Linked DNA regions of Homo sapiens: region 1 is linked to region 2. Evidence: chromatin contacts called from ENCODE Hi-C data. All regions are on one chromosome and are shown on one strand. Each heading gives the region's core, a stretch centred on a gene start or an enhancer-like site at or near the end of the contact. The rest is flanking DNA. Distances are from core to core; before and after follow the strand shown. Region 1 holds the start of KRTAP19-5 (keratin associated protein 19-5). Region 2 holds the start of KRTAP23-1 (keratin associated protein 23-1).

Region 1 (6,654 bases), core at 1,380-3,879, 150 kb before region 2:
CTATTTGTTCACTTCGAAAAAAGGACAAAATATTTGTTCTATATATTTTGTATATAAAATATGTAGATTTATATATTTTATTTTAGTATTAATCATTTACTGCTTACGATCATTAATTGGTCTTGTGGAAAATTATCACATAGTCTATTTCTTTAAAACATTCTAATTCTTATTTGGCTATTGAGGTTTTCCATTTATATCTTGTTTGGTTTTATATCTCAGATGTATGCATTGTTTATGCATCCCAAACAAAAATTAGCTATTAAACACTCTTACATTATCAGGCTGATTTATATGGACAAACTGTGGTATCCTTAATATAGTTATTTGTGATTTTGAGTTATTTGTGATTTTATGGCTTCAAAAGGACTCACTGAGAACTCAGCTTATTGACTGTTTCAAGTTCAGATGAGAAATAAGAATGAACCAATATTTGGATAAAAGAAATGTAGCAAATATTGGATTAAATCCTACTCTATAAATGGAAAGACTTATTGAGCTATTTTTCTGTCTTAAAAAGGTAGCTCACTAAGGCGTAGTCAGGGTTGTGCACAGATTGTGGTTGCTGTGGCAGTTACTGTCAATTTACTTAGAATTTCTTCAATAAACAATTTTTAATTCCCTAGTCTGTTGCTTAGAAGAACTGAAGCATTCCTTTTAGGAAATTTATGTTTGATAAAATACTTATAAATCTCACAAAAACTCACCAGCATGTTCAAAGTCATGTAAATTAAATGAATTTTTAGTTGTCGAAGCCAAGAGACAGGTGCTGCATGGAGATTAATCAAGAGTGGTCTCAATGTTGTATCTGTTTCACTAATTCAACAAAGTCAGCTGAGGAACTCTATGAAGCCCAGGGCAAATTTCTTTACATATGTTTCTCTATTCTGTGCCATTTCACCATGGTGCCTTTATTTTGAAAACTTTGAAGACAATTTCTATTTTAGGATACCTTTTAAATTTCAGAAAGCCATAGGAGTTGGAGTACATTTTAAAAAACCCATCCCCTCAAGTATTTATCTGTTGAGTTAACAAACAGTCTAATTTTACTCAAGACATTTTAAAATGTACAATTAAGTTGTTATTGACTATAGTCACTCTATTGTGCTATCAAATAGTAGGTCTTATTCATTATTTCTAAGTATTTTTGCTGGGGTGGGGAGTTGAGGATGTTTAGTAAGTACAAAAAATAGAAAGCTTTAAAAATGATATTTTAATGAACTATTAACAGATCAGTAGGCAGTGGTTAGAAATTACCTCAGAATAAATGAGTACAGGATAGACATAGAAGAACATCAGAATCACGCCTGTAATCCTAGCACTTTGCGGGGCCGAGGCGGGCAGATCACGAGATCAGGAGATCAAGACCATTCTGGCTAACATGGTGAAACCCCGTCTGTACTAAAAATCCAAAAAAAATAGCCAGGCGTGGTGGCGGGCGCCTGTAGTCCCAGCTACTGGGGAGGTTGAGGCAGGAGAATGGCGTGAACCCGGGAGGCGGAGCTTGTAGTAAGCCGAGATGGTGCCACTGCACTCCAGACTGGGCGACAGAGTGAGACTCCGTCTCAAAAAACAAACAAACAAAAAAATCAGGAAAGATGTTACAGTGAATACAAAGAGGAGATAGAAAAAAAAAAGCGTTGAGATAAGTCGATGGAAGACAGAGGGAATGTATGCAATAAACTTCTACCTGGCTGTTTCTATAGACATTAAGAAAATGGGAAGAAGAATAAAAGCTGAAATGAGAAAGGAAATAGAGGTCATATATACACTACTGAAAAATGATAAAGAAAGAAAGTAATTGACTAGAATGTGCAAAACAGAGGCAGATGCAATCTGCAATTTTACCAGGACTTTGAATAAAACCAATTATAAAGGAGAGTTTTAGGACTTGAATGGAAAACTAAAGTGCTACTCTGATAAGTCTGCGTAGGAGATGGATTTTGTGCCCTCAATTTCTGAAATTAATTCTTATGTATTTTGCAACCAAAAGGTTCTGAAGCTGGTGTGCAAAGTCAAAAATAGTATAAAAGTTATTGTGAATAAAATGCTAAAAATCAGCATACACTCTCTTTTTTTGAGTCCTTTGGCGATTGTACACAGCAGGGCATTAAAATCATTTTGATTTCAAATGTTTTCCTGTATTGTGCATATAGGCACTTTCTGAAGACCTCACCTTGATAAATAAGTTTGCTTTTTAAAACTATAGATTTAACATCTGTAAATTGAAAAAACAGCTGTAAATTTAGTTGAATATGAAGTTATCAGTTTGGAAGATGACGGACAAAGGAAATTATTCATTATAAAAGGAATACCATAAAGTGTAGATGATGTAATACACCTGGTAATAGGCAATTCTGTTGAGCATTTGGAATGTGCATATTTTGAACAGTAAGCCCTTTCTTTTCATAAAAGCAAAGCAGTAAGTTCAATCGTGTCCTGAATAAGACATTAAGTAAGCTGAAATATTTTAATGAGAATGAGGGCATCTCCCTACATCAGAAGACAATAGATAAATGAGTTGTAACATCAAACGTAATACAAATAACTATAGCAAAGGAGGGTATACAGATGACTCATCACACGCTCTGACCAGGGTATATAAGCCTCCTACACATGCTGGTGTTCACACTCAGGATCTTGCCTTGAGCAGCATACCAACTCACCACTCCTGACACCATGAACTACTACGGCAACTACTATGGAGGCCTGGGCTACGGCTACGGAGGCTTCGATGACCTGGGCTATGGCTATGGCTGTGGATGTGGCAGCTTCCGCAGACTGGGCTATGGCGGTGGCTACGGAGGCTACGGATACGGCTCTGGCTTCGGAGGCTATGGATACCGCAGCTGCCGTCCATCATGCTATGGAGGATATGGATTCTCTGGATTTTATTGAAATCCTTCCCTGACAACCTAACATGAGGGGACATAAGAAGATCACCCAAACCTGACTGCAATAACAAACAAACGAGGTCACCCTGGATCAAGCCAAGATCAAGAGCAGTTAGCATCTAAGAGGTTTAAGAATACCTATCATTCCATAATTCTTTGCTTTATGTCTCTGGATGTGTCTTACTTGTACCTTTATAACTGTGGGGTTTCTCTGTTCCTTTTAGAATAAATTATGCTAACTGAAAGCAAATACACGACTTTTGTTTTTTGCTTGACTCAAAATGGCAAAGTGGTTATTTGTAATTATATCCAGTGAAAAAAGAACAAACTACTATACATATAGAAGTATATTATATATAACAAAATAATTTTGTATATACATGCACCTATCTATATAGCTGTATGTATGTGTGTGCATGTATATATTCACATTCAAAGGTCACAGTTGACCCTTGAATAATGTAGGGGTTAGCAGTACTGATTCCCCCATGCAGTTGAAAATCCACATATAACTTTTGACTCTCCAGAAACCTAACTACTGGTAGCCGACTGTTGACTGGAAGCCTCACTGATAACATAAACAGTTGATTAACACATACTTTGTGTTTTATATGCATTATATACTGTATTCTTACAATAAAGTAAATAAGAGAAAAGAAAATGTTATGAAAATAATAAGGAAGAGAATTTATATTTACTGTTTGTTAAGTGGAAGCGACTCATCATAAAGGTCTTTATCCTCATTGTCTTCACATTGAATAGGCTGAGGAGGAGGAGGAACGGGGACGATGGTCTTGCTATCTCAGGAGTGGCAGAGGTAGAACAAAATCTCAGTATGAGTGGATTCACTCAGTCCAAGCCCATGTTGTCCAAAGGTAAACTGTACATGCACAAATGAAAACCATAACACTCAATTAAAAAGAAGGCTTTTTCTTTGGAACACTGCGCCATATTCACCATATCTTTTTCATTTCAATGCTTTCAGTGAGATCATGTTAGTGTTTAAATTCAGCCTTGAAATACCAACTTCATAAACTTTCACATTTAACTGGAGACCAACATGAAGAGTATGTATTTCTATAGTTTGTTCAAAATGTATGTTTATATGGCCCCTTTAATGGTAAGAAAAGTGCTGATAAAACAAAGTATATATCTGAATATACACTGAAAAAGAACTTATTTTTGTGACTTTTTTTTTTTTTTGAGATGGAGTCTTGCTCTGTCACCCAGGCTGGAGTGCAGTGGTGCAATCTCGGCTCACTGCAAGCTCCACCTCCCAGGTTCACGCCATTCTCCTGCCAAGGCCTCCCAAGTAGCTGGGATTACAGGCACCCGCCACCACGCCTGGCCAATTTTTTGTATTTTTAGTAGAGAAGGGGTTTCACCATGTTAGCCAGGATGGTCTCGATCGCCTGACCTGGTGAACCGCCCGCCTCAACCTCCCAAAGTGCTGGGTTGACAGGCGTGAGCCACCGCGCCCAGCCCTTTTGTGACTTTCTATCATGTTTTATTCCTGGTCCATTGTGGTGTGACACGAAGTTGTATTTTCATATTATCAGCACATTTATATTTTGCAACACACCTAGGAAATATAGAAATCATTGCCATCACTTGTGAAGTAATTCATATTAAGGCTGTGATTGACCTGAAGCTTTATACACTCTAGCCAAGTCTCTTTTAACCTTTAACAAGCAAATGTGGGCCTTTTCGTGTTGGTATTTCAGATAAGTATCTTGCCCATGAAAAATATGCAATAACATATTATTATGTTTCAAGAATAATATATTTCAGTACTGAAATAAAAGCGAATGTCTTTAGTTGGAGTCAAGCAAATTCAAAAATGCCAGGAAAATAATATAAAAGAACTGTGGAGCATGCAGGGGAACTACTATAAAGTTTTCCCAGTGCTTACCCTAATACCATCTTGAATGGGAAAAGATCTCCAAAAAGTGAAATCATTTGCTAAGGATCAAAAATGGCATGACAAGGAGAGCCCAGACCAGAACCCAGTTTTACTGAGTATCAGGCATTCTACTTCCCCATGCTCACTGTTCCATTCATTTTTTACTTCTCTTCTTGTGTGTTGTCACATGAAGCATCTCGAAGGCTCTGTTCATGTGCGTCTGAAGAGTTTAATTGTCATGGCCAAATGACCACCTCTATTTAATTTCATTTGTAAACACTCTGTTGTAGAATCTTGAACTTAGCAATTTCTAATGTAGCTTTATCTGTGTAAAAACAACTTGTTAATAGTGCAAATCCAATATTTTAATATTTAAAAGAAATCATAACGCATTTGAAAAACTCTGGCTTGTTTACTGAACTTATGGATGGATTTGCTTAGCTAGATGCTATGACCAATTCTTTCATTCAATTCAAGTGAGATGTTGCAGTTTTGCCATAAATAGATCTCGGTAAAAATATCTTAGTGTCTTCATTGCAGGGCTGTACTATTTAGTTTTACTGAGTATGACAGAATTTCACATGAAAACTTTTTACTCCCTAAGTGGTCAATGGCATCACAGTCTGAAGAAAGGCTGTCTATGTCAAAAGAAGAACAATTAATATAACCATCTAGAGAAAGTACCACTTTTAGTTTAATGCAATTTCATCATATTATTACATCTCTAGTTGTTAGATTGTATTGATTTGTGTTGAAATTAAAAGAATACCTTAAGAATACATTTCCTTCCAAGGAAAAGCTGTCGCCTGGTCTAGAGAAAATGCATCATAGGATCATTAGCCCCGCAACTGAGCAAAGATCTGACAGAGCAAAATAGGCAGCGTGATAACATTAAACCTGTTTATTTGTGATTTTATAGCTTCCAACTGAAATAATGAGAATTTAATATTCAAGTTAGCCACTGTCTTTTGATTTAGGATGCTTCATAAAAATGGAACAGGTTCTGAAAAGACAAGACAAAGAAATTAAGAATAAGATGTGAGGTAATCAAAAGTTTCTCAATTAGGACAAAAAAGCATTAAACATAAAATACAAATATTAACAAATTTTATCTGATATTAAGATAATCTATTTACATATAAACATTAATTGAAAGTGAAAAAACAAACCACATGTTGGCAGAAAATATTTTCAAAACCAAACTTTTACAAAATACCTGTATCCAAGTATGTAAAAAGCTCCCACAAATCAGTGCTAGAATATAACAAACCCACTTAAAAATGGACGAAATACATGAGCAGGTACTTTTAAAAAGAGAATATCTAAATGGCCAATACACATATAAAATGGTGGTCAGTATCATTACTCATCAGGCAAAAACTAAATTAAATCAATACTTGGATATTACTAAATGCCCACAAGAATAGTCAGAATTAAACAGTCTAAAAATGACAAGCATTATCAAATATGTGGAACAACTAGAATTTTCTTACATTGCTCATGAGACTATACATTTCTACATTGCTGATGAGACTGTAAATTTAGAATACTATTGACAAGATCTTTTGAAGCTGTTGTTAAAAACTGGAAAGAAGATTATCTCTAGGGAATGATATTTGCCATAATGGAACAATGGAAACATTTTGGAGATTAGAGTGTGCTTGGTGTAGGTAGTGTAAGCACATATGCAAAAATTCATCAAATTCATCACACACACACACACACACACACACACACACACACACACACACACACATACACCTTTTTCTTCTCAGGAAATACCATGCTAGTCCACTAAGTTGTTAAATGTTTATTAAGGTATAGGATATATAAAAAGATAATTTAAATATAAGGGCT
Region 2 (6,844 bases), core at 3,137-5,636:
AAAAGTGAGGTAGCTGACAAGCTGATTCCATACCTCTTTAGATAATTCTGATATAAAATAAGAAGAGCTATATAATCATAGAGAAAATGGCACTATTTAAAATTTTTGGATTGAAGAAGATTGAGCATGGTTATAAGGCTGAGAATAAAAGAACCATTACAATGAAAGAGAATGAAGCAATTAGAAAGAGAAAGAAAAATAATTTAGGAAGGCCCCAAAGGCAATTTTGCTTGGGATATGGATTGAGGACAGATATTGAGGATCACTTCAAGCACTGAAATTTGTAAGAGATTTTGATTTTTAAAATGAACATATTGATACAGTCAAAGTAAGGGAAATTCAACATTTCAAAGGAGACATATTCAATAATATGTACAAATATGAGATGCATGCTAGAGGGCCATGTTTATGGAAATACAAAGTGAAGAGAATATACAATTTCTCTTAAGGTTCATGCATTTGCATCATGTAAAGTGCAAAAGTAATTACAGTTTCTGCAATTACTTTTAATGTCAAAAATCACAATTACCTTTGCACCAGCCTACTGGAAGAAAGAATTGGACTCAGAGCCAGGGACATGCATTCCAATCCCAAGCTTGCAGCTTTTTGACTGCATGACATCATTTCCTCAGATGACAAATTATTATTCTATGATTATAGCTCCTTCAATGCTATAAAGCATTAGTGTGAAATCCACGAAAGCACTTTCAGATCCAAACAGCTTTATAAAAAGGTGACATGAGTGATGCAAAGTATTTCGGCAAAATTTCCTAATTCAGTAAATATATAACCATAATATTTGATCTTTCTCAAAATTTATGGAGATACATAGATAGATAGATAGATATACACACATCCATAGTGAATATATATTTAAATGTGTTTAAATTCTTAGAGGGATGTCTTCTAATTTACTTAATAAAGAAGTGGCTCTTTATATTTAAAACTATTGTATAAAGCCGGGCACAAGGGCTCATGCCTGTAATCCTAGAACTATGGGAGGCTAAGGTGGGGAGCCCAGGCATTTGAGCTCAAGCATGGGCAACATAGAGAGACCACATCTCTACTAAAAATTAAAAAAACAAAAAGCCAGGCCTGGTGGTGCCTTCCTGTAGTACCAGTTACTTGGGAAGCTGAGGTGGGAGGATCTCTTGAGCTGGTGAACTCCAGGCTGCAGTTAGCCAAGATCACACCACTGCACTTCAGCCTGGGCCATGGGAGTGAGACCCTGTTTAAAAAATAAATAAATAAATAAATAAATAAATAAATAAATAAAACTATTGCATTGCCTTAAGTTACATATATGAAGAATTTTACTTTCTGAAAAAATTATAGTGGTATCTATTTTTAGAAGAGTATTCCAAGTTCCAAAAGTAACTTACGTACATTTTTAATTTTAAAAAATTGTAGTTATTTTTTATCTTTTAAAAAATTACATTGAGTTTGAGAAATTATAAAATAGCTGAGATTAATAGTGGCTATAATAGACTGCTGGACATCCCCTAAATAACATTGATATGGCTACAGGAATAGAGGAAAACTAATTAAAAGACTTTGATACCACAGTGATTCAGGAAAGCTGCTATATAGCTGGTTGTGATGGAGAATTTGAGCTAAGAGAAATGCCTGGGTAGTGTGTACGGTCTTTGCATCTGTAGTATAATGGAAAGAAGCCATAATTAAAATACTACTGCCATGTAAAGTTGTACCCAGACTTCTGGCTAACCTAACTGAGCACCTTTACCAATTATGGTTTATTTGATCCTGTTGCCTTGTGTAATGAGAAGAGAACAAGTGCACATTCACATACAAGGACTATAAAGATTGTTCAGAATATTCCCCTACGCACTAAAACCATAATTTCCATCCTCCGTTCATCTTCTAAGAGGTGCTCTATCTTAACAGGCCTTGGTTTACTGGTTATGATTAACTTGGGGATATATTCATTATAAAAGATAGATTTAATATTCATTTCACTTTTAATTAGAGGTAACTTTAAAAGCAGAAACATTATTTTCACATGCATACATTTATCTTGAGTGAAAGTAAAATAAAAGTTAATTATTTGATATAAATAATCTATGAGCACCCATGATGTGCCAGGAATTAGGTCAAAGAAGACTAAGCATCATCACTCACCCCACAAAACTTCTGTGCATTGCGTTCTTCGTTCTTCTCACATATGTAATTTCCCTGCAAGCTGAAATATTATTCATCCTGCATGAGCCATTTCAAAGTACATCCCTTGCAAATCCTCCACAGTGTGTGTGTGTGTGAACTAGATTACAAAATACTGAGATCTTTGTTCCTGAAGAGCTAAGTCTAGTTGAGATGAACACCTATCTGATAGGAGGAGTTTGATTTTGGCATTGAGGGATGAGAAGTGTCAACCTAAAAAGAAACTCACATATGCTCTTCAGAACAAATGAGTTTTAATTGGAAAGAGCAGCGAAGTGCAATCTAGGAATGTGCATGCTATGGTGGATGATGGATCATAGGCACATCCAAGGGGTTAGGGCACAGGAGAAGTTTTTAAATACAAAGAGAGGTCCAGGTAAGCTGCTTTGAGACAAGTTCACGGGTCAAAAGCTCATTGTAGGAGTTGACATTTGTTTATTGGTAAAGACAGCTGTTGCTAGGTAACTGTCCTGGAACCTATTTATCTGGAATAGTGCAATTTGAAGAAGGTCTTGTGATAACCCTTGTTACAGGCATGTGTGCACGAGGATTTTTTTTGTGGCCTCTCTTGACCCCATTTTGTTAGAGTTTGACATAAATGACTCCATTTTGGTACATCTTTCACAAAGGGATTTGGTGCAATGTGAGCAATGCATTTGGTAGAAATTTGTTAGCAAAACAATGGACAAAATATTCCATTGTTGCCAGATAAGCAAATATTACAGGAGATTACAAAAAACAATCATCTATGAAACAGTTTGAAAAGATCAAATTACATAAATAGCTTTTTGCTTTCCAATTTCTAAAAGATGCTTGAAGGCAGAAGTTGGATATGATAACAAGTGGGGAAAAAGACATTTCTAATTCCAAGATTTTTCTTTATACCACTGATGTTTTATAGTGGTAAAGATAATTTTAACCACTTAATATAATGGTAAATTTTATGCTGCTTTGTCTTCCTAGAAGGATGAACAAGAGAAGCTCAGCAAGGAGTGAAATGAATCACTCTGGAAGGTGTCGTATTTCTCACTCCCAACTGAGTTGGCAAAAGGTCGGCACCCTATTAAAATTCAAGCTTCTGCAAATGTATTTTATTGGTAGTCAACTCACTAAAGGCATATCAGTTTTTCGCAACTAGTCCCAGTGAAAGTCTGTGTTTGCCAAAGAATTTTCTGCCTCACACTGAAAAAGAATCTAATAACTCCATGGTGGATAAAACATGAGTTGCTTAACTAGGATAAACTGAGTGAGAGGGCAAATAGAAGATAATTTGTAACAAAGCATCTCCATAGTAACTCTGAATACTAAAAAAATAACCAAAATCAATTAAGAAGCTGTCCCCTCAGTTGGCTATATTTGGGGAATTCATAAAAGGGGTAAGAATACTCAAGTAGATATATCAGATGAAATGCAAATATTAACACCTTGGAATTTTTTTTTCACCTGCATACTCAATTGTCCATGTGATTCTGGGAGCAGAAATTACAAGCTTCACAAATTGTCTATATAGCTCTGTGGTTTGTGCTAGCCTTAAAGACAGACACACCTGGGATGACATGGGGTCCATGATTTGTTTGATTTATTACCTGAATGTTACATAACTTTTCCAAACCTCCATGGCCTTACTTCTAAATTGTTTATGACAACTTGTATCTCATAAGATATTTGCAAAGATTAAATCATACCACACTTTTAAATGTTGCGCATGTAGTTAATGCTTAATAAAACATATGTAAATAATGGGGGGTGGGTGGCTGCTGATTACTGTTGGGAGTACATTGCTGGTAAGAATTTGTAGGCTGAAGCTCAGAATACCCACAGTCAAGCTCAGTAAAAGGGGTGGGGAGGCACTGTATGTATCATCACCAATGTTTCTGAAAGCAAACCAAACCTTATTTCTGCAGAGAGAGAGAGAGAGAGAGAGAGAGAGAAAGAGACAGAGAGAGAGAGAGAGAGAAGCCAATGGGCTTCTATAAACTGGAATGATTACACTGCTGTTAAAGACAAATGAATGTGTTGAGTTATAATTATAACCTAGGTTACTTAGTCATTTGATGAAAACACATTCACAAGAATGGGGGGGTTCCCGGATACTGCATCACGCCCAGCAGTGTGAGGGTGTAAACATCACTGGATCATTGGGCACAGGCAGGGACATCAGGGCATCTTCTCAATGCAGCTCAGCTGAACTCACATCTCCTGTCAACATGTCCTACAACTGCTGCTGTGGAAACTTCTCCTCCCATTCCTGTGAGGGCTACCTGTGCTACTCAGGCTACTCCCGTGGTGGCTCCTCGTACCCCAGCAACCTGGTCTACAGCACTGAACCTTTGATCTCCCAGCACCTGCCAGCTGGGTTCCTCTCTCTGCAAGGGCTTTCAGGAGACTTGCTGGGAAACCCCTAGCTGCCAGATGTCCTGTGTGGAGTCCAGCCCCTGCCAGACCTCCTGCTACCGCCCCAGAAGCTCCGTGCTCTGCAGTCCCTGCCAGTCGACTTACTCTGAGTCTCTAGGCTTTGGATCCAGCAGCTGCCGCTCCCTGGGCTATGGATCTAGGAGCTGCTACTCAGTGGGCCGTGGGTCCAGTGGCGTCAGATCCCTGGGTTATGGAGGCTGTGGCTTCCCTTCCCTGGGCTATGGATCTGGATTCTGCCACCCAACATATGTTCTCTTTAGGACATTCCAGTCTTCCTGTTACAGACCAACTTGTGGATCTGGCTTCTACCGATCAACTTGCTAAGGGCTCCAAACCTCCACATTACAATTATTTCTCTCAAAGTCCATCTCAGCTATCATCTGGCTAGAACCTATATTCTACTATCCAGAAAAGATAATTGTTTTAAACTTATTAATATTAAAATAACATTTCTCATAGAATACTCATCTCTTTTTCTTCTGTTTTCTTGTATTTTCCCTTCCTTCTCTAGTTAAAAATGGAGCAAGAGTTGATTTCTTTTTCTTCAAATAAACTCATTTAATCTGATATCAGATCACAAATCTTGTGTTAATTTTCTTTATAAGATGTCTGTCGGGAATTTGAAACCCCCACTTTTTGTCTAAAAATAAAATATTCACTTTGAGGGAAAGGAGTAGGTTCCTTGATAGGCAGAGTTTTCTAACAACAGAGATCTAGTTCCTGGGAATTTCTGCCAAGTAGACTCAGAGATAGGACAGGAGATTATCTCTGTTTTTCTATTCATGGCCATTTAGGCCTAATCAGGACACTTCACTTTGGTTAAGCTACTCATGGGTCTAGTCTAGGAAGAAAATATCCAGAGACAGCAGTGATGTTTTAGCAAGTACTAGCCTGGCTGTTTTTATGAGAACATTATCAAAATCCTTCCTGTAATCTTCCTTCCCAGACATATATAAGCCACAATGAAATTCTGAGGTCAGGATTTTAACTGAGTTCAGTAGCAAGTGTAATGAAACAAATAGTTTAGGTATACATGAAATTAAAGATGTATGCATTCCACTATAATAAGAAGAATATAATATCTAAGAGTTTTTTTTTTTTTAATTTGATGGTTCACTCCCTCCTCCTTTCATTAGGTCACTATAAAGCCATCCGGTGTTATAATAGAAGTCACCTGAAAACTGTCTGAAACCTGGCAGTATCATGCATAGGTGACACGGACTGAGAGATAAGACTTTACCTCTTGATATCCTGGGCTTGTATCTGGATGCAAAACTAGACAGTCCATTATATTCTTACATTAAGTGGAACACAGTCATATACATTTTCAAATATCTAAATGGAGGTGGGTAGCTCATCGTTCACTGCTCTCACAGCTGTTTTCCTTCTCGCTCTTCTTTCTATGGAAATTGGATTTTGTTTGTGCATCCCTCCTCGTCCACACATAGTCCTGCAAATGAACGTGATTATGCCTTAGGCTTAAGGATTGAATTTGGCTACTCTAGAGCGCCCCAATGCCTACTGAAAGTGATTGGCTCAGGAATGAGCATGTGATCTGAGGTAAGCCAATGAGAAACAAGGAGCCATGTGGAACAATGCTTCTGGTAAAGTTCCTTCTCTGGGGTTTCTTTCTTTTTTTTTTTTTTTTTCTGAGATGGAGTCTTGCTCTGTCACCCAGACTAGAGTGCAGTGGCGCAATCTCGGCTCACTGCAAGCCCCGCCTTCTGGGTTCACGCCATTCTCCTGCCTCAGCCTCACGAGTAGCTGGGACTACAGGCGCCTGCCACCATGCCTGGCTCATTTTTTGTATTTTTAGTAGAGACGGGGTTTCACCGTGTTAGCCAGGATGGTCTCGATCTCCTGACCTCGCAATCTGCCCACCTCGGCCTCCCAAAGTGTCTCTGGGATTTCTTAAAACGATTCTCTCTACCTCTGGACTTTGTTATATGTGGAATGCTGCATCCGTTTTGCATATGGCCTGAATTTTTTTTTTTTTTCTTGAGACAGGGTCTCCCTCTGTTGCCCAGGCTGGAGTGCAGTGGCACAATCTCAGCTCACTATAACCTCTTCCTCCTGGTTCCAAGTGATTCTCTCCTGCCTCCAACGATTCTCTCCTGCCTCAGCCTCCTGAGTAGCTGGGATTACAGGTGCATGCCACCACGCCCAGCTAGTTTTTGTATTTTTTGTAGAGATGGGGTTTTGCCATGTTGGCCAGGCTGTTGACGAACTCCTGACCTCAAGTGTTCTGCCT

The links. A loop is a pair of places that touch in the nucleus more often than their neighbours do.
Region 1: a map of PC-3 shows a loop between it and region 2 (2.8-fold over the local background). The contact joins the promoter of KRTAP19-5 here to the promoter of KRTAP23-1 in region 2. A Hi-C loop is called at or near these places in 1 of 168 maps with a recorded cell type or tissue (PC-3).

Annotation. Positions count from the first base shown.
Region 1 is chr21:30,498,116-30,504,769 of GRCh38, reverse strand. KRTAP19-5 (keratin associated protein 19-5) reads left to right here and starts at 2,629. Exons shown (of 1, transcript NM_181611.3): 1 at 2,629-3,113. The coding sequence starts at 2,680. The coding sequence ends at 2,898.
Region 2 is chr21:30,346,148-30,352,991 of GRCh38, reverse strand. KRTAP23-1 (keratin associated protein 23-1) reads left to right here and starts at 4,386. Exons shown (of 1, transcript NM_181624.1): 1 at 4,386-4,593. The coding sequence starts at 4,386. The coding sequence ends at 4,583.